Linked DNA regions of Mus musculus: region 2 is linked to region 1. The links are chromatin loops, found by intact Hi-C in ENCODE. Cell type or tissue: heart. All regions are shown on one strand. Links, peaks and the distances in the headings refer to the core of each region. The heading gives the core; the rest is flanking DNA.

Region 1 (10,500 bases), core at 3,606-6,105:
AGAAAAAAATGGGGAAGAATGGAGCTAAACCAGCACCCTGCTCTGCCTCTTGTGAACTTGGGGGAAATTCCTCATTTTTAAAAAGGTTCTAAGTAATGAATGCCCTACCTAGACCCAGTTCCATCAGAGCGAAGGGTCCAGGTTTCAGAGATTTCCAAAGTCCAAGTGAGGAGATACGGGGCACTGGAAATAGCTAGGCTAGCTTTCAGTCATGTGTGCCCCATGCCTTACCCCGATGTTGAGTCAGCGGTCCTCAGACCACAGAAAGGTCAGGCCTATCTGCCAAAGTGAAAGTGCTAAATTATATTGAAACTGTCAGAGAAAAATAAAATAAAATAAAATAAACCAACCCCGCCCCCCCATCTCTAAGCATTGTCTCTGAATGTCATGTTTTTTATCTAGAATTACTGTAAACTCATTTTAGAATGGTGTAGGCCTGCGGTATTCTGAGCAACTTACTCTTCCACTTAATTCAACCTAACCACACTTACTCCCAGGCCTTGCCCTAGCCTTGCCCCATCCCCCAGGTCTCCTGAGGGCCCCTTCCATTTGCAAGCCCTGACTTGAGCACCTCCAAGCAGGTTCCCTTGTAAGGAGCTTGGGATAGAAGCAGGATGGGAGAAGTCTGGTCATCCAGTCATAAATCTCATCAGAGGAGACAGGCACAACTTGGTTTCCTAGGTCCCCTTGGGGACCTTCTGCCCTCACTGTGTATTGGGGATGGACAATGAGGTCTGTGTTCAAATTCGGCCTCGACCATGGCCTCTGATTAGCCCTGGAGACTCTAATAAATTATGATCGTATCTATAAAGTATGAGAACCAATCCTCCCTCGCAAGACTGTAGGCAAGAATGGAGCTCACGCTGTGCATGGTGGCATACGCCTCTAATCCCAGCACTTGGGAGGCAGAGGCAGGTAGATTTCTGAGTTCAAGGCCAGCCTGGTCTACAGAGTGAGTTCCAGGACAGCCAGGGCTACACAGAGAAACCCTGTCTTGAAAAAAAAAAAAAGAGAGAGAGAGAGAGAAAGAAAAAAAAAGAAGAATGGAGCTCACACGTGTCAATTCATCTGAGGAAGGGCAGAAAGTCACAAATGGCACCTTTCTCATGCTTCCATCTCCGCAACTCCCAACACACCCTGTCCAACAATCCAGGCCCACATCCAGTCTGCCTCTCTCCCTCTAGCACAGCATCTTTACCAGCCCTGGGCTTGTCTCCTCTCCATGATGAGTAGATTCTCCTCCTCAGGTCAGAGCTCACTAGCAACCCCCGACTGTGATGCACTGCCCCACTGTCTAGTGTATTGGATGACTCCCAATTACTGGATTATACTGTGAATGCCAGCTGGGGCCCGCATTGGTGTAGACTTGGCCCGATCATGTCCTATCCTCTGAACATGTGCTGAGGACCACTGGCCTCCATCTTCAAGCCAGGCCTCTGTAATGAGAGCATCGCTGCTTACTCTCCAGCCCCAGTGAGCCTCAGATCTTATCTCATCTCCTTCCCAGTCCATTCCCTACCACACTCTGCAGCTTCCCACTCTTATTCCTGGAACATTTGTATTCAAGACCCTCCAGGATGGCTAGTTTTCAAAGAACCAAAACTCCAAAACCATACTTACAGCTTAACTGCATTAAGTCAAGCTGCTCTTTGCCACCTCAAAGGCTTCTCAAGCCTTCACAGGGCCTCAGCATCTGCTTCCTCCCTACTGAACCTTCTGGAAGGAAGACTGTATATCAGATAGTTAGGGGACTGACCTTAGTGATGCTGATCCCAGGAGACACCCTGAACATCCTGCCATCTGTGTCACTCTCTTCACTTTAGTTTCCTTCTCTGAGAAGAATAGAATTAGCCGGTCATGGTGGCGTGCACCTTTGATTCCAGCACTCAGGAGGCAGAGACAGGCAGATCTTTGTGAGCAAAAGAGCTGGTTCCAGGACAGCCAGGACTCTGTTACACAGAGGGAAACCCTGTCTTGAAAATGACACAGAATTTATACTTAGCCCCATGAAAGTTCTGAGGGCTAACAAGCACATACATGTTCAAGGATTGTCTTAGTTTAAAGCTTTCCAATACCAGCTTGGCATTTTCATGAATGCTTAGTGCTCCATCCTCAAGGCAGAGGGGCTGCTGCTTCACTCTTCTGATGTCTGTAGTCTGGATTACCTCATAGCCTTCTCACTTTTAAAACTTTGAAAACAGGTCTCACTATGGAGCCTTGTTGTCCTTGAACTCCCAGAGAGCCTCCTGCCTCGGCTTTCTGAGTGCTAGGATTAAAGGCATGTACCACCCCACACCCAGCAGTCCTCATAAACATTTTAAATTTTATTTTATTATTATTACTTTCATTGTTGTTATTTTGAGACAGGGTTTCATTATGTATCTCTGACTGCCCTGGAATTCACTATCTGTGTAGCCTTGGCTAGCCTTGAACTCACTGAGATCCACCTGCCTCTGCCCCAACCACTAAGAGCTGGAATTAAAGGCATGAGACACCATGCCCTGCTCCTGCATAGACTTTTAACTCTCAAGCCAGGCACTGTATCTGGTTCCTCCATGGAGCTGGGTAAGCCCCAGCCTGGTGCTTAGCCAAAGCAGACCTTGAGTTTATATTTCCATCATGCATGCTACTTGATAGCCACAATTGACCATCTATAAACTTGAATGTCTCTGAGGGACAAATGAGGGCAACATGGCAGGAGCTACATTAAGTAGGAAAGCCTGTTCCTTCTTCTCCTTCCTATAGCAAGACCTTAAGACAGGGTGAAGACAGGCCAACAAATGCAGGGCAGTCAGTGAAACCCAAGGAGCGTCCTAATTCCGAAAAGACTGTTTGGAAAGAGAGCTTCGTTCTCTTAAGCATCCACCGCTTCTACAGGCGCTTATTAATATACCATGTCCCAGATGTTCTTGATACTGAAGAGGCAAAGCCAGGCCCGTGGAGAACTCTAAAATCCCAGAAAAACAAACAAGGAAGTAGATGATACTCGCCCAGCCACCAGGACACAGGAAGTCGGCCACTGTGAGAATGCACAGGGTGGATAGCGCTGACCGTGCAGGACGCAGGGTGCGGGGGTGACGGAGCTCCGGGAAGGCAGAGTTCAGCTTCCTTAAAGATGGCCAGGCCTTAAGTAGAGAAATGAAGAGAGAGTGGTGGGCAAGGAGAAGGAGCTATTACAAGGACAAAGACAGTCACACACAGAGATAAAAGAACGGTGAGCTTAGGGGCTCTGGGCGTGGCTTCCACATTCTTCCCCCACCTCCACCCCACCCCCATCCCCACTCGTCCCTCAGTGGAGTGGCTTTCTTGGCAGAATTGAGTTCCTGGAAAGACAGGTGGGAGGTGGTGTGAAACCTTTCCCACGCCTGCTTTAGAACCGGGGAAGCCAGTCTGGAATCGGGGAAGTTGCAGAGAAGAGATCAGGCCAGCCAGACCTTGTTCTGGCCCTTCCTGATGCACAGTAGTGAGAACGAAAATGAGCCTGTCACATGTTCTAGAGGCTCTGGGACCCACTGCATTAGAATCCACAGTTGACCCTTCCTCCCTAAAATAAACTGCCTTCTCCATGTGACCAAAGATGGTAAAGACAGGGAGCTGAAGAGAGGACCCATTCAATAGTTAAGAGAACTTGAGACTCTTTCAGAGGATCTGGGTTCGATTCCCAGCACCCACACATGGCAGCTCACAAATGTCTGCAACTCCAGTTCCAGGAGGTGTGGCAACCTCTTCTGGTCTCAGCAGGTACCAAGCATGCATGTGTCATAAAGACAAACATGCAGGCAAAGGACCCATACACATAAAAATAAGTACATAAATAAATAAATACTAAATAAATAAACAAATAGATGCTAAAGACAGCCATTGCCCTACTAGACATGATGGTGATAACTCAAAGATCCTTTTAAAAAAAAGACTCCCTTGTATAGACTGAGTGCATCTGTCCTCCATGACCCCCCAAATACACAGACTGAAATCCTGATCCCAGAGGTTACAGTATTAGGAGTGATTGAATCATGATAGTACAGCCTTCTAAATGAAGCCCAAAGGAGGCACTGCCATCTCTCCCACCAGGAAAAGACCCAGGGAGAATGTCCCACCTGTGAGGAGGAGGCTGACATCATCAGCCCAACCGATGCCTGGCTCTTCCTGAGCATCTCAGAATGTGAGAAATACGCTGGTTGGGTCGTAGCCACCCAGACCGTGTGGTTTTTACAGCGGTGGTGGTTGCTTTGTTTGTTTTGTTTTAGACAAGATCTTGTTATGTAACCTGGGTTAGCTTCCAACTTGTGATCCCCCTGCTTCAACCTTCTAGCTTTCTTGCATCCACTCCCCAAGGGCTAGGATTGGGCACCCCTCATTCCCAACTTACACTCTCAGTGAGAGCTAAGACTAAGTAAACCATTCCAGATACACACTTGGTTATGGTCACATAAAATGCAATTTTTAATGAAAACCTATCTCACAGAACAGACAGCACACAATTCTTTCAAAGATTGCCTTGTTTTTATTTATTTATTTTACACTTATGTTTATTTGGTATGTGTGTTGGGGGGGGCATGTGGGTTCTGTGGAACATGTGTGGAGGTCAGAGGACAGTTTGTGGGAGTCCGTTCTCTCCTCTCACTCTGTGGACTCAAACTCAGGTCATCTCCAGATTGCTGTGGTGGCTCACACTTGTAATCCCAGCACATGGGAAACAGAAGCTTGTGGATCACTGTGAAGTCAAGGTCAGCCCGTGCCACAGAGACTTCCAAGACAGCCTGAAGACACCCTTCCTCTCAAGTAAACAAACAAACAAACAAACTCACTTGTCAGCTTCTTTACTCAACGGGTGATCTTTCTGACCCACCTTTTGATTCAATATACTACAAGAACTAATGCGTGTATAAATAGAATATAAACAATATGTTATGTACACTAATTCATTTCCCAGTCCACTTATCAGCTGCATAATATCTGAGGCCCAGTACAGAATGAAGCTATGTGGGGGGTTCCTTGTCCAAAACATAAGCATTTTCTAGACAGAAACACTGAACTAGACATTGAGCCCACCTTCCTGCACATGTTGGCGATCCGGCTCATCGGCCCAAAAGGCTGTCCCCAAGCCTGCCAAACTGATGCGGTCTGTGCCCTCCCTCTGCAGGTTACAGCAGACAGGAAGAAAGGGAACAACATTCTCTCTGACATTTGATGGGGACTGAGATAGGTCCTGGGTCATCTAGAAGCCACCTTATCTCCGAGGTCAGCAGGGACTTGCCTAAGGAAATGACCTAGAAGCCGAGGGCCGGAGCGTGATACAGATCTGGCAGGCACAGCTTAGGAGGGAAAGTACTTTAGGCCCAAGGAAGACAATGTACAAAGGTTGGAGAAGAGCCTGAAGGGTGGGTGGTGCACCTGAAGAGACCACAGGATGGGGTTTGGCAGCTGTCCAAAAGAGCCATGGTAGGGGCAGTTCGGGGAAGACAGCCATCAAGATTAGGGCCGGCCTTGGAGGAAGGTTGGATTTTATCCTAAAGACAACTAGAAGCTCTTAATGGGTTTCTTGGCCCCATCCCAGCTGCATAGTGAGCCAGGATGGGTATCAACAGCTTTATCAGAGGAGGAAAACGGAGCAGCTACCCTTCCTGGTTCCAGACCAAGAGTAAAAGAGAACTGCAGCAAGATGGCCTGTGGAGCAGCTCAAGCAGGAAGTCCTGCTGGGCTGAGTCCTTCAGCCTTACAAGGCCACGGACCCACAGATCTAGCACAGGAGAACCACTACTCAGCAGGAGGCCAGGAGACCATCAGAGAGGCAGATCATCACCCAGACCCTGTACTCAGTGATGCAGGCTCAGCAACAGGGGATGTGGCACATGGCTGTCTTCTGTGACGCCTCCAAGGGCTTACACCACACCATCGTGCCTACCGGGGATCTTGTATTTGTAACTTGCCCTTCTTACCAGATAGCCAGTGTGACCTGAGACTCAGAACTACATCTTGCCAGGACTGGTGTTGCATGTCTTTGATACCAATACTCAGGAGGCAGAGGCAGGCAGATCTCTATGGTCCTGATTTACAAAGTGAATCTGGGTCAGCCAGGGCTTGTTACACAGAGAAACCAACCCTGCCTCAAAAAACCAAGAACCAACAAGCAAATAAAAAAACCTATGTCTTACTTGTTTTTTGTTTTTAATTCTAGGTCTTTACAAGGGAAACCATATACATAGTTAAATGTGTCCCCCAAAGCTCATGCTGCTGAAAACCTGGAAATCCACATAGTAGTGATATCTGGGGACAAGTCTCTTGGGAAGTGATCAGACTTAGATGAAGCCATAAGGCAGGATCCCTGTGCTGGGACCAGTGGCTTTATAAGAAGAGGAAGAGCCCCACCCCCAGCCCCCGCATCCTAGCTACTCGTATATGTTCCTCTTGATACAACAAGAAAGCCCTTTCCAGATGCAGCCTCTAGCCTTGGTCTCCACCCTGCCACAGCAGATAGTTTCCTACTGAAAGACTACACTTCCCAGCTTCCCTTTCGTGCAGACTACAGAAGTCTTTTCTATCTCAACAAGGGGCTGCATCCCATCTCCTCTGTAGGCATTTTGGCTATCCGCATGTGTGAATGACAAAGGTACCCTGTTGTCCCACCTAATGTCAGCACAAGCCTTTCTTTCTGTTTTGTGTCTCTCCACAACTGCTTGAATAATCTAAAAACCCTGAGAACTAAATTTCACTTCTAAGTTGCTTGGCCTGTGCTATTCTGTCACGCCCACAGAAAACTAAGAAGACTAAGCCCTCATAAATATAGTGGTAACTATAAATATAGTTTAATTACATGAGTAAATTATACCACCTAGAGTTGTACCTAAGATGTGCTATACATTGCCATCTGCAGAAGGGAGGGTTCATTCACAGCGACTGTGGGTGATTTCTATAAAGACAAAAATGTTTGACTTCAATGCTGTCGGCTCTAAAATATATCTATGAAGCCCATTGGTTTTCTAGTTTAAGACTTACCTGGAAATGATTAAATCTCTGTCCTTTTGGTTGAAATATGCTTAGGAAGCAGGACGTAATGTTTAGGCTTTTATCTCCCACAGGGCCTGACATACAGTACGTGGCTCATTATTCAGTGACTGTGTAGACCACACCCATATACACACCAACCCATGCACATTTCTGTGCTACTAAAGGTTTTCTATGGGCACAGATTCAATAGTTTGTTTAAACGTTCAATAGAAGTACATAACAGTTCACACACAACAATACATATCAAAGCGTGTGAGTTTGTACTCGTCAGACATCAAAACCCACAAGGTGGCTGATAATCAACACCGACTGTCTGGGAGAGGCTTGCAGTGTTGAATTGAACAGAACTCAGGAAGGAAGTAGCTTGTTTGGCTACCTATCTCCAAGCTAGAAAGAAATAGAAGAAGGTTTAGATAAAAGGTTGTAACTGTAAAATCAATTCAGAGAGGAAACATCCCAGAAGTGATTCTCAAGAAGTTTGGCTTCATGGTGTGACATCCGAGAAAAAGCTGGGCGAATAGAAAAGCTGCTCCACTCCACAGTACTACTTAGCAGCCAGAGGGAGAGCACAGAGTGAGCCACCTGTCTCTGGAGAAAGCGCCCCTATACCTCACTGGGCTTTTTCCTCAGTGCTGTTCATAGCCAGTCCTTGCACTTGGTAGAAAGCGGGTGCCATTTTCTCTACAACCACAGATGGCCTAAAATCCTAGCTCCCTCTGAAGTCTCTTCTACTTCCCCTTTGTCTGTGAGGCCCACTAGAGAACCCCAGATTCTTCCTGATGACCCCTCTCCAACTCTCAACCTGGTAACTTCCTCTATACCTCCATTCACTTAATTTCTTCCAGACATGTTTCAAATACAAATTCCCATAGCTAGGAGTGAGCTGCTAGTGACTACTGTGTTGAGCAACGCAACACTAGAGGCTCCATTTCTGACTATGAGTGGACCCGTAGACTTCATTGCAGTGTTCTCTTATTCATCCTATCTTGCTCCTTTGCCCTTGCTATTCAGCTTGCTCTCATTTTCACTACCACAGTAAAGAAAAGCACAGCGAAGACATCTTCTGCTAGACTGACTGGTGTGTGTGACTTCATTTCTTTTGGTTTATCTGCTAGATTTCTGCAAAGGAAATTCCTACTGGATAGGGTAGTGCATAGATCTTCCTCAAGGCCCTCCAGGCGACTCGCCCATCTTCTTTCCCCTCATCCTCCATAAGAAGTCTGTTGAGGCCAGACTTTCCACTGCTTCATCCTGTGGGGAGCCTCTCAGGCCCTCCCGCTACCTCCCTTTCTTCTGTGTGCAGCTCTTCCGGCTCCCTCCTCTCATCCTGCCTTTATCTTTTTTTCATTATCCTTAAAAACAGAGACACAGGTCATTTTGGCTTAAGGGATTTCCTAGATAGAAAGGAAAGCACAAGGACTTCTGAAAGTTCAGAGTTGACACAGTCCAGAGTGCTAATAAGAAAATCATGAGTTCAAAGCCAGCTCGGATTAAGTGGCAAATTCTAGCTTTGGTTATATGAAAAGACAAACAAAAAACCTGATAGAAAAGAGGAGCAGACCACTCCCCAGACTGATCTGATAGCGGGGGCTAGCATGAAACCCAAGACAGAACAATACTCAGAAGAGGAGGTAGAGGAATAAGGAACTGACCACCAGATTATCTGACACAAGCTAAAGGGCCTTTGAAAATCAAGTAAGCACAAACAGAGTAAAGAGAACACTAGGCAGACAACACGGACCCAAAACAGCCCAATGCAGCCACTGGCTCAGAGAGGCCCTGATCAAAGCCAAAGTCAAGATGCTTTCTGAATTCTTTCCCATAGTTACAGTCATATGGCAAAGCAGCCTGCTACGATGGCCCATGGTTGCCAATAGTGCTTATAGTATGAGAACTCTCACCAAACCAACCCCAGAGTCCACAGGTCCTGATGGTTTTCAATTGTATTGTATTTTTTTCCTCCATAGCTCGGTTGGAGAGCCCTGCGGCGTTTCTTCCACGAGGTTCCTAGATGGTGAGGCAGCCCAGAGAAATCCCATCTTACAAAGAAGAATGTCTGCAACAGATCCCCTCTTTCATACCCTGTCCAGACTGAGTGTCAATTGTTATGTCTACCAACAGTTTTGCAGAAAAGGGAAGGAGGGTGCGGGAGAGCTCAGCTGTCGGCTACCACTTGATCAAGCCATTTGAGCTTTGCTGCTGTCAGCTTTCTTATTTATAAAATGAGAATGCTGGAAAGGATAAGCCATTTTTAAACCTGACTTTGAGGAGGCGAGAGATTTTTCAAACCTCACTTGACAGCATGTACTTTTGCCATCTTTTTTTTTTTTCTCATAAGAACAATGTGCTCAATCAACGGAGAGGACAGATGAAGGTAGAGGTGTTCAGACTGAACGGGGGTGGAGGCTGTAGCATCATTTGCCCTTGCCACACCTTCCCTTGGCCATCCCAAAGCACCTCCAGAGAGGCTGGAGCTATCTGGAAAGAGACTAAGACTCTCCATTAGAAGTTTCCTTCCAGCCCAGCTTTTAGGGATGCTCTATGTAAGATTTTGGTTAATGCTCTAGGTAAGATCCCTGCTCCAAAGTGGCCTCAGTTTCAGGATGGTGACATCAAGTTGGAATTAACCTGTAAACTTCTTTCCTGGTGGCTATTTTTCATAGTGCTGGGATGTGCTACATAGCCTGCTGAAGGGGAAAACAAAAAGGCATCAGTGGTCTTATCCACTGGTGAATCCTGGATGTTTAATACCAAAGTGCCGCTGGTGTAATAGTGGCATGAAGGTTATACAGGTAACCAACCGCTTTCTGATTAGCTCCTGAGGCTTGTTCTACAGGAGAGAAGGCATGCTAGTACTATAAACCTGGCAGAAGCCCATGGCTTTAAAGGTCATAGGCCCTAGGAGGGAGTCTACTACTGTTGTAGTTATCAAACTACCTTCTAAATATTTAAATTCTTGTATTTATACCCACAGATTGGGCAGCTTGCCCCTGGCCAGAAGAGCTTCTTTCTGCCATACATAGGAATTGATACAGAGACTCATAACTGGTCAAGGGGCTGAGCAAAAGTATTACTGTTGAGTGCTCACCCCTAAATCATACAGCTATAGCTATTACACACACACACACACACACACACACACACACACACACACACACACACACACGTCCCAGAGAACTTCATGGAAAAGGGGGAAGAAAGAATGAAAGAGCTGGAGCATGAGGAAGAGCACTGTGAAATGATGGTCAGAGCGTCGTGCACTCTACGCTCCAGACCTCCATGGGCTTCCTTGCCATACGCCTGCCCCCGCCCCCTGGCATCCCTGTTTATGTCAGATACTTTGTTATGGGGACAAGAAATCTATATAGTGCCCCCTTCCCAGTCCAAACTCAAGATATCATTGGGCGACTTCTGATGACGTGTCTTTGGGTGCCAGCCCTGCCTGCCGCTCAGGCCTTCGTCCCAATGATGTCAGACTTGGAGATGTTACAG
Region 2 (10,500 bases), core at 4,713-7,212, 100 kb before region 1:
CACACACACACACACACAGAGAGAGGGTACTAAAGTCAAGAAATGGTAGCTAGTTTTCTCAGGTTTGTGATGGTAACATGATCACGTGGAAATGTGTCCCATGTTCTTGGGAGATGCAGGCTACGTTGCTGAAGCATTCTGGGCTGAGGTGTCTCTGGAACAGGCTTTCAAGTGGTCTAGGGGAAACTGGATTGATAAATTGGAACTTTCAATGTGGAAAAGTGTTAACGATTATTGAGTTTGGGTAGAGACTAACAGATGTGTACCAAAACATCTTTCAGGTTTTCTGGTGTAGCTTTTACGACTTTTGGGAGAGGGATAGAGATTGAAGAGACAATGATTGGTTACAGATCGTCCAGAGAAGGGAGGGAACCTGTCCAACACAAAGGCCTGTGGGGGATGACTTAAGACACTTAGCGGTGACCACACGGGGTTGGTTGCAGATGTTTTCTCAATAAAACAGAAATACAGACTAAAGAACTGGAGGGGAGATGGGATGGGAGACTTGGCAGGCATTCCGATAAAGTCAGCCCTGACAGCTGGAGGGGTAATAAATGCCTGGACTCCTCTGTAGAGTCTAGGAGAGCAGACTTGAGAAGCTGGAACAAGCATGGTCCTGTGATTTCTCTGGACACAGCTGGGACCAATCTGTCACATTTGAAACCCTCACTGCTCCGCTCACAAGTCATGGGACCTCAGGCAAGTTTCTTCACCTTTCTGACAGTTTCCTCTACTAACAACTCATGGAATTGCACATGGACAATAGAGAGGGCAGTGTATGTGTGATGTTCAATGCAAGGGTCGGTCTACGGTGAGCATCCAGCAAAGGTTGGTCTTACTTTCCTCTCTCAGGGAGAAGGGAGGATAGAAGAAAAGAGGGACTCATTTGCCACCCACTGCAACAGCGAAAACATCTCAAGCCACATCTCCGATAACTTTGTTTACAATTACATGTAAGTTCAGGGTTACTTAATTTCTCTCTTTTAAGTAAAATTGTGTGGCCCGGGGTTACCCAAGATGTTAATGAAGTTAAATGGCGAAGGCGATTATGCGGCAACATGGAAAATAAACAATTCGGTCTTTGCCTCAGCATTAGGCTCCCATGATGCTTCATCTTTGCCTGGGTAATTATCTCTCAACAGCAGACTCTTAGCCAGCAGCAAGGGATAATTCCATTAACATTCCCACCTAAACACAGTCTTCCGGGCTTTTCAGGGTCCCTGGGCCGCTGGCTACATCACGGGGGCCTCTTATCGTTCTGGAGTTAAAACAAGAAAGTAAAAATTATTCACTCACATTAATTCTTTTCTCCCCCCGAGCAAACCTCTGCACAATCTTGACTCATTGCTCCAACTCGTATTGCTGCCAAGAATACTATCTGTAGTGAGCCAGTGTGCTCAATTCATTATGGGTTGGAGGACCAGAGCATGGAGCGTCACCCATAAGCTGGGTTGCAACTGTCTGAGAAAGAGGAAAAGTGCCAGGGTGTGATGTGGCCTCTGGAAGGAGGAAGGAAGAGCCATGGGTTTTGGAAAATGTAAAATGCCAAGGTTGTGTCCTAGTCATGGAATCCAGGCTTGTATACACTCAGGCGAGCAGAGAGATACGGCTTATTAAACACACTGAACGGAGGGATTTCGGAAGACGGTTCACAAACCTTGACTCTTGAATAAGCGCTGTCTGCCTCAGGCTTAGTTTCCAGGCAGGCCTGTCAAGCAAGGCTCTGGGGCTGCTGAGTCCGGACAGAGAGTGAGAGTCCTTAGCACACGGGTGAGGAGCCTAGAGTTCTCCAGCACTTTCCCAGGCAGGGCTCAATTAGTGATGGCTGTACTATCCTCTCCCGTCCCCAAACACACAGCCCACTCCACATCACAGACGAGATCCCTTAAACCCAAAACGTGTGAAAAAACACATCTGACGTCCCACATCAGATATGGTGGAAAGGGAACCTGAATGCGTCTTCAGGATTGGAGGCTGGCTGTTCTTTGAAAGGAAGGAAGCTGTTTCTTTATCTGTTTTCTCACACAGTACAAGCTTCGGTTCCACAGTGTGAGGACTTATCTCCCAGCAGTGACTGGAGGTTAGGGTGTCTGGAGAACTCTTTTAATCCAGGATTGACCCCAAGGTGACCTTTCCCTTCCTTCCCACTATCTCTTAACTCATGAGTCTGGATTCTGGAGATTGGACTGGCTGACTGAGTGAGTGAGTTAACGAATGAATGAATGAATGAATGAATGAATGAATGAAGATGATAGCTCCATCTCTCACAAATCTAAATGCACAATAGACCCTCAGTGGAGGTTTTTTCAAAATTAAAAACAATAGTTACTTACCAGCTCTGTCAGCAGATTGATCCAGGAAAGAGGTCTGAGAGTTGACTTGAATTAGGTGTGAAGGTTGGTTGGAATTCAATTACCCATGACCCTCCGGTCTTTTCTGCCAGGCCATGATTTATAGAGGCTGGCTAACGAAGGTTGGGACCCATAACACTGCAATCAGCCTTTCTTTGGAAGATGAAGGTCCAGGAATTATCTAAGGGGCAGTCTCAGGCCTGATGACATTTCTTAGGTTGGAAATATCTTTGTGACTTGGCCCAAGAGCAGCCAGGCTCAGACTTGGACACAAATAGCAAGCACAATCAAGCTGCAGGAGTCCTCGCTCCTATTTTTCTTCACAATCACTCTGACCTAGTAGCCCTGCCTGACACACATAAATGATCTATGGGCTGTGGGTGGTTAGGGTCCTTGCTCATGGATATCTGGGGGCATCTACTCACTGAAAAGGCCAATGGAAAACCAGAAAATTGTATCAGTTAAAGTAGGCAAGGGATTCAACTCATCACCACCGTTTCCTTTTTTCTCCAATTTAGATTTTCCTTCTCAGTCTCACCTTAAGGTCTATCTGATCTTGTTACAGCCAGGCTTAATGGCCGTAGGAGTCTAAGACCCAGCTACATATTTTTCCCCATCACGTAACAACATTCTTGAGAGGCGGAGGAGGCTGAGGAGATGGTTGCACACATACATTCCTTGCTATGCAGCATTAGGATTGAGTTTACCGTTCCAGTATCCATGCAAAAGCGAGGTATGGCCGCACACATTTGGAATCCAAGCTCTGTTGAAGCAGAGACACCCAGAGATGGGGGTATCCTAGGGCTCGCTAGCCAGACAGCCTAGCTGGGTCAGGGAGCCCCAGGATCAGTGTGAGACCTTGTTTCAAAAAATAAGGTAGAGGGCAACTAAGGAAAGCCCCTGACATCAACCTTTGGCCTCCACACACTCCAGAATGAGTACACACACACACACACACACACACACACACAATTTTTTTTTTTGTTATTGTAGTTAATATCCCAGAAGGCGTCTTGAAACCATGGTGATAGTAACAGTTGCACAACTGTAATCCCTGCACTTGGGAGGCTGAGACAAGAGGATGCCAAGTTCAAAGCCAGCTGCTTCCATAGGGGGAATCTGTCTGATAACAAAACAACAACACACACACCACTACCACCACACACACACATACAGAGTTACTGGCTCATTTGATTGCTGTTACTGTTGCTGTTTGCACGCAGCATCTCTCCTGTGAGTGAGTGAGGTGAATCTGGACCCTGACCTGGCCACCCTTACTTTCAGAGCTCTGAGCAGGTCTGTAGCAGATCCCAATTTGCAAGGCTGGTGAAGGAACAGAGGGTAAGAAGTGATTCCTGCGTCTGCCCTTTGCCCCCTCCGAGGTCACATTGCTTAATGAATCTAGCTGAAAAAAAAAAAAAAACAGTTGAGTGTTGGGAGAGTCGCAGCATCCATGTGTCTTCATAAAGTACCTGTCTCTATACAACAGGCCACTTTCTTCTAATAAAAAGCTCATAAGACAGGCAACTGGACGTGTGGATCTCCAAGCTTACAGAATGAACTCGAACTTGAAAGAGATCCAGCCCATAACGACATTTATTATTTTTAGAGCATTACCTAGTCATTTTGATTAATTCTCTTAGAGTACTTTTCCCTCAAGCTCCCTAGGGGGAGGAGGGTGTGTTGGGGGGAGGGGGGAGGTCTAACGAGACTGTAAAAATACAAATTTAACCTCGGTGAGGAGTTGACATGTTTAGAACTGTAACATGGCAAATCATTGTGAAATCTTCTAATGGGTGCCCGTCCCCTGCCAAACAAGCCCAGCACCCAAAGCACACAAAGAAATCATTGAAAGACACTGGACCGTGTCCAAAAGGCCAGGGCTAATGTTTCACCTAATCTCCCTCCTGGTCTCTCCTGCCTACTGCCGGCCCCACCCACAGGATCCGCACTGGAGAGCTCCCCGCAGCTGCTCCGGGGCATTTACACCCTCTCACCCCACAGCAGCAGGAGGAAAACCATTATGAAGCCAGCAATATAAAAGGGGAAAGATGCGTGGAGGGGGGAGGTGGGAGCTGATGGAGGCAGCGCCTGTTTTCTGGCAGGGTTGCTATGCTTGGGGTGGGGCCAGGAAGAAGGCCCAAATGGGGCCAGAGGTGACCCTGGTTCACGTTTCCTAGGACACTGCAACTTAGGGTAGAAGTGCCTAGGAGCTGGTAACAACAGGGCTTGTTTTTTGTTTTGTTAAGTTCAATTTGTTTCCAACTCTTCTTATCTTGGCTCTGTCTTGGGCATCACAGACTCCAGAGCTTTGCAGGCACAGGGTGGGGTAGGGTGGGGCTGAGTCATTCTTTCTTTCTTTTCTCTTAAAGGGATAGGACTAGGGACGCCTCTTTGAATGCCTGTGGTTTGCTCAGATGTGATGGCAGTCCTTAGTAAAATACTCCGACCAGGCAAGAGTTCTTTTTTCTCTTTGAGGGAGGCTTTCACAGAGATGGCCACCAACAAATTCTAAGGGCAGAAAGGATGTTTGCTGGGAGGACTTTGGACCTGTAAGATAACCCTGATGTTAATCATTATTTCAGCTGGCCAGAGCTGGCCTTGAACTTCTGGACTTGCTAAGTTGAATATGAAGAAATAAATCCAGTCCGGTTGGTTGTAGTGGATGTTTTTAATTCCAGCACTCAGAGGCCGAGGCAGGCTGATCTCTGCAAATTCCAGGACAGCCAGAGCTACACAAAGAAACCCTGTCTTGAAAAGCCAAAAATAAAAAAAAAAATAAAATAAAATAAAATAAAGAAATAGATCCCTTTTAAAAATGAGCATTGATGTAAATGTGAACCTCAGGATTTGTCAAAATTTGTCTGGGAAAAGTATTATGCTTAATATAGGGGCTGTCCAGGTTTGGGAGTCACAGGCCCAGCTGGAATCTCAGCTCCATCATTTCCAGGCCTGTGGCTGTGGCCCATATCTACAGCCTCAGTTCCCCATCTCTAGTAAGGGCAGTGATAGCCTCTGGCTCCCCAAGAGTTCCTTCAGCTGCTCCGGCATCTCAACAGATGTGTATGGCTTGTGCACCCTCCTCCAATCCACAGAGGACATGTGCGCTTCAGCCAGCAAGGAACAAAGGAAAAAAAGTTCAGCCCCTTCCTTGCAGCTTTGTATGGATCGAGAAGTAGCTTCAAACACACAGGACCCAGACACCCTAAGGCTCTTTCTCTTGTTTACTTATTTTTTTATTTTATTTTTCCATTCCATAGCCCTCACTGTGTGATAAGCGCCTTCTGAGCGCTTGACAGAGGTTGACTCCGCCCACCTTTCACCAGTTGCCTATGAAATGCACAGTCTGGGGATTCTTGTTTTGCAGGGGAGGAAACAAACACAGCTTATGGTCCAGGGACATGGCACAAGGGTCTCACCAGTCAAGACTTGAACCCAGGCAACCTAAGCCCTTGTCTTTGTGGGGATTGTGGGCAACTGTTTATTTGGTGAGGGCAACCAAAGGTCTCTCTGTATGAGATACCCAGGCTAGCTCTGCACAGCCTAGAAAATATTATTACTGAAGTTGTCAAAGTCTTCACTGATAAACATTCATAGCCAGAACCTCGGACCAGAAGGACCAGATGAGGTCAGCGGAACAGAGAAGCTGGTTCCCAGCCCTGTGGCTCGCTGCCCATCGCTCCACTCCCACCAGGAGGCGGCTGCAGCCTCTTCTCTGGTCTCCCCCTCAGCCTTTTGGCTCAGTTGACTGTGAATTTGCTGATGGTTGCAGCCTGAGTAGGTGGAGGGTGGCGGGAAGGAGAAAACATCGAAGGAGTCAAGGATAAAGGAAACAACTGGTTTTTAAATTCCAGTGGTTATAAAATCAGTAGCTGGCCATGGCAGACATTGCAAAAGTGGCAGATTTCGATCCTGTTTCCCAGACTCTGTCTCCCCATCCACTTTCCAGCTAGGTATGGTCAGTCACAGGACCCAAATCAGGCCTTTTGTCCTTTCCCTCCACCCCACCCCACCTCCTAGCAGTCCTTCTTGTCCACTTCTTTCTTTGAATGTATGTGCAGTACTTGGTCATGCAGGGGTTAAAGACATATATAATAATAGGGGTGTAGGGATAAAAACGAAAATATGGCTAAGATCAAATGCAATGTGATAACAGGGGTGCAGGGATTCGATACAGATGTGATGACTGGGGTGCAGGGATTCGATACAGATGTGATGACTGGGGTGTAGGGATTCGATACAGATGTGATAACGGGTGCAGAAGCTGCCACATGTAAACCATGAAGGAAGAGCCAGGAAGCTCTCAGGCATCAGCTCTACAGTGCTGAGCTGTTGTGCCACGTGAGTTCAGAGTTTTGCTGTTTTCAGCTTAGGATGATCCTGTCATCAATACTCATAGAAAAGTCACGAGAAACAGGAAAAACAAGACGGGGGGGGGGGCGGGGGGGATATCACCTGTGATCCTATTACCCAGATGTTATTTCAAAATATATTTTTTCCATTTCCCCTCTTCTAATGTTTTTCAAAAATACAGAACAGAAGGTCCATTGGCAACTGACCCTTTTTTAGTGTGCTGTGGTCACTTTTCTGTATCAGTCACATCCATTACCCAGGTTTCTAAGAATTCTTTAACTCCAAGTATTAATAATAATCATTCAGTCATGTTTGTACATTCCTCTTTGTCTGATTATTTCCTTTGGATTACTAAAACTGCCATTACATGTTGGATTGCGTGTGTGTGTTTATGTATGTGTGTGTCCTCCCGTGTGCATATACTCAGCAGCTAGATCAGAGCATCTATCACTCTTCATCCTACAGCTCTCAGACAGGGTTTCTCCCTGGACCAGAAGCTCACCATATTAGCTAGACTTGGCTGGCCAGTGAGCTCTGGGGAATCTGCCCTTCTCTGCCCTTCAGCGCTGAGTTTACAGGCATGCACAGCTATGCGCAGCTTCTCTTGAGAGCACTGGGAATTTGAACTCAGGTCCTCATGTTTGCAGAGCAAGGGCTCTTGCCCACCAAGCCATCTCTCCAGCTCTAACAAAGTGTTACATATTAGGCTTTACATATTTAAGATAAAGCATCTTCCCGAAAGATCTCCTCAGACTTCTTCATGTCACTATCTACACTTTCAGTTGTCATCTTTGAAGAGATACTCATCAGCTCAATAATTAAAATCCCAGAGAAACTGACTTCATAACTGAACTACATAATTTGGCATTTCTCTATAATATGTGCCCTTTCCAACTCAACCAACTGCTCACCACGTGCTCACACCGGCTAGGTTAGCTTATGTTAGCTCTTAGCTTGTGTTAGCTCTTTCCATACGTGCAAACCACTATCTTTTTGTTATATATGAAAAGTGCATCTTTGCGAGGAGGGGATGAGGTAAGTAACTTGCCTAAGGTCACACAACTCGTTGGTGACCAGACTAGACTTTGTAATTAGATCTGCAGGACTCTAGAGCAGAGATGAAAGAGAAGGAGGAGGGAGGGACAGAAAGAGGGAAAGAGAGTCCTCAGCTGGAAGTGCTGTGAAGTTCTCTACGTTTCAGGTAACTTATCCAGGGACCAACAGCAAAGATTCTCACAAGGTAACTGAAGGATGCAGCTATGGAGTAGTTGAGGAGGGGACCATCCAAGTCCAGTCTGTTGTACGCTGCCAACAGATACTCATGGAGAAATTTTGTCTTCCTAGGCCTGGAGGGGCAGACTGAAGTTTACCGTTGAGAACCCGGTGAGATCTGTAGCCATGGAAATGCGGTGGCTACAGTCACAGCCCTTGCCAAACCCAGGCGAACCTGTGACACTATCACTTCTAGCCCTACCTGCTGTTGGCAACTTCCAACCATAATGAAATGAAGAAATGAAAGGCTGGGACCCATCACCCACAGAAGTCTAGGACACACAGAAAGGGGGAGAAGGCTAGTGAGTGACCCTACAGAGGCCATCAGAAGAGTGGGACAGAAGCATCCTGTATCAGCTTCTGACTCACTATAAACCCAGATGCAGCACGTTCAAGGCTGCTATCAGGTTAAATGCAGCTATAAGTAAAGAACCCAGTAGAGTTCAATACACACACAGACATACACACACATAATCATACACATACATATATACTCACACAAACATATACATACACACAGACACACACATTCTCACACATAGACACACACACTTATACATACAATGTGTTTATAATTGCTTATAATACCTAATGTCATGAAATTACTTGTTACAAATTTTAGGGAATGATGACAAGAATAAGAATGTTTATTAAAAGAAATACTTTAAGTCTGTGGTTGTTTGGAGGGCCAGATGTACTACAGCAGAGAGCATAGAAACTGAGCTCTGGACCAGACTACCTGCCTTCTTCCAAAACACCCAAGACAATACCCAGCCTATGTGGCTGCCAGAAATGTTGGTTCTTGTTAGTATTATTCCTTCTATGCCTGTCAGCACAAAAAGATGTTCTGGAAGAAGTCACTGTCTTCCCTCCACAATGGAAGCCAACACTGGTGTCTCCTGCAGAGACATCTGGCCTTGGCTCCTGTTTCATCATTTGCTCTATCTGATTGGATGACACCAATTCAGAGAAAGAAACAAGGAGAGAGAGAGAGAAAGAGAGAGAGAGAGAGAGAGAGAGAGAGAGAGAGAGAGAGAGAGAGAGAGAGAGAACAATTCGTGGTATGTGAATCTCATAAGTAAACTGTAAGAGAAACTACATCTCAGAATTAGTGGTGCACAGCCCCCTGCTGAAGTCCTATGATGATGGTAGGTAGAGAGGTGGGTGGGTGATCTGGTTATACAAGGTTTCAACTGCAGAACAGGACCATGTTACCAATTACAACTTTCCTGTCAGCTAAATGCAGAATCTCCCATTCATTCCATAATGGAGAGAGACAGAGCCAGAAACAGACAGATGACACACTGACTACAGGACGTAAAAACATATGCATTGTATCAAATCAGTGGAACATATATTCAACAATATACTCCATCAGTTTATGGCCCCTAAAACTTAACACCCCCATACAATACAATTCTGACCTAACACGGTTAATACACACACACACACACAATGCTACAGTTACTTACCTGCTAGAATGAACACAGACTTTCCTGTACTAAAGTCTTAATTTCTCATCAGAACACTGGCCGGAAAAAAAACAATCTAGAAAAAGAAAATGATATTGAACATAGTCTTTCCAGCCCATTGACTGTTGAAGGTGCTTTATGGGTGGCATCACTGTATTCAATCTTCACTAAGTGTATGTTTTGCCAACAGCTTGCAGGAAGCCATCCTCTGCTCTTGTGTTACACATGCCCAGGGAATTAGAATTGCCCCAGTATCAACCTGGACTGTCTGGTTTCCAGTCATGTGATATCAGAACTGATACGTAGCCTCTCCTGGCCAATGAGGAATAAATAGACTAGTGCATAGACTCCGGGGGGTGGGGTGGGGGGGAGGAATGGTACCTAGAATCACGGCTTCTTTGTGCCTTCTATCATTGGTTATTAGAATCGCTCAAGGAGTCTTAAATCGGCCCTTCCTCTAGAGATTTTGATTTAATTGGCCCAGGGTGTAGCCTGGCCACAGACACAGGATTTTTAAAAGCTCCCTTGGTGAATCTAAAGTGCAGTGGAGGTTAAAAACCACTTGTCTTAATTGAATCAGCCTGTGTCACACAGGAGGCTAGTGAGTATCAGAGAGACTGCTGCAGGTCATACAAAGCAGTTATCAGAAGTAGGAATTCTGAGAGTGCCATCACCATCTGCTGCTGTTAGGGGGAAGGGTATCCAGAAGTTTGAGCATCTCAGCCCACCAAATGTCTATCAAGTTCCAAAGCATGAGGTTAAAGGAAGGAGGGAAGGTCGGACTGGTGGTTTATGCTTAAAAAGGGAACCATGTTGGAGAAACCAGTTCTTCATCAAGAAAATGGGTTGGGAGACTACAGAGATGGCTCAGTGATATGAGCACTACTGCTTTTGCAGAGGACCCAGGTTTGGTTCCGAGCACCCATATGGTGTTTGACAACCATCTATAAATCCAGTTCCAGGGGACCCAATGCCTTTTTCTGACTTTCTTATACATGGATGCATGAGTGAGGGAGAGCTGGCTCAGTAGTTCACCTGTTGCAGCACTTGGA

Evidence for each region. Hi-C counts contacts between places; a loop is a spot of excess contacts. Peaks named below come from ENCODE experiments on the same cell type or tissue, not always from the same donor. Only the 100,000 strongest peaks of a DNase experiment are listed, where the experiment ranks them.
Region 2: it touches region 1 in a loop (2.2-fold over the local background); 1 of 42 quality-filtered maps calls a loop at or near these places.

What each region holds. Positions count from the first base shown.
Region 1 is chr5:64,677,157-64,687,656 of GRCm38, forward strand. No RefSeq gene overlaps it. Among named protein-coding and RNA genes, the nearest start is that of Gm26761, 17 kb to the right of the region's middle. In heart, for the core only: a CTCF peak has its summit at 5,144 (motif pointing left); a DNase peak (open chromatin) is centred at 5,395; H3K27ac peaks cover 380 bases.
Region 2 is chr5:64,575,597-64,586,096 of GRCm38, forward strand. No RefSeq gene overlaps it. Among named protein-coding and RNA genes, the nearest start is that of Gm3716, 30 kb to the right of the region's middle. In heart, for the core only: a CTCF peak has its summit at 6,040 (motif pointing right); DNase peaks (open chromatin) are centred at 5,395, 5,695 and 6,025; H3K27ac peaks cover 1,462 bases.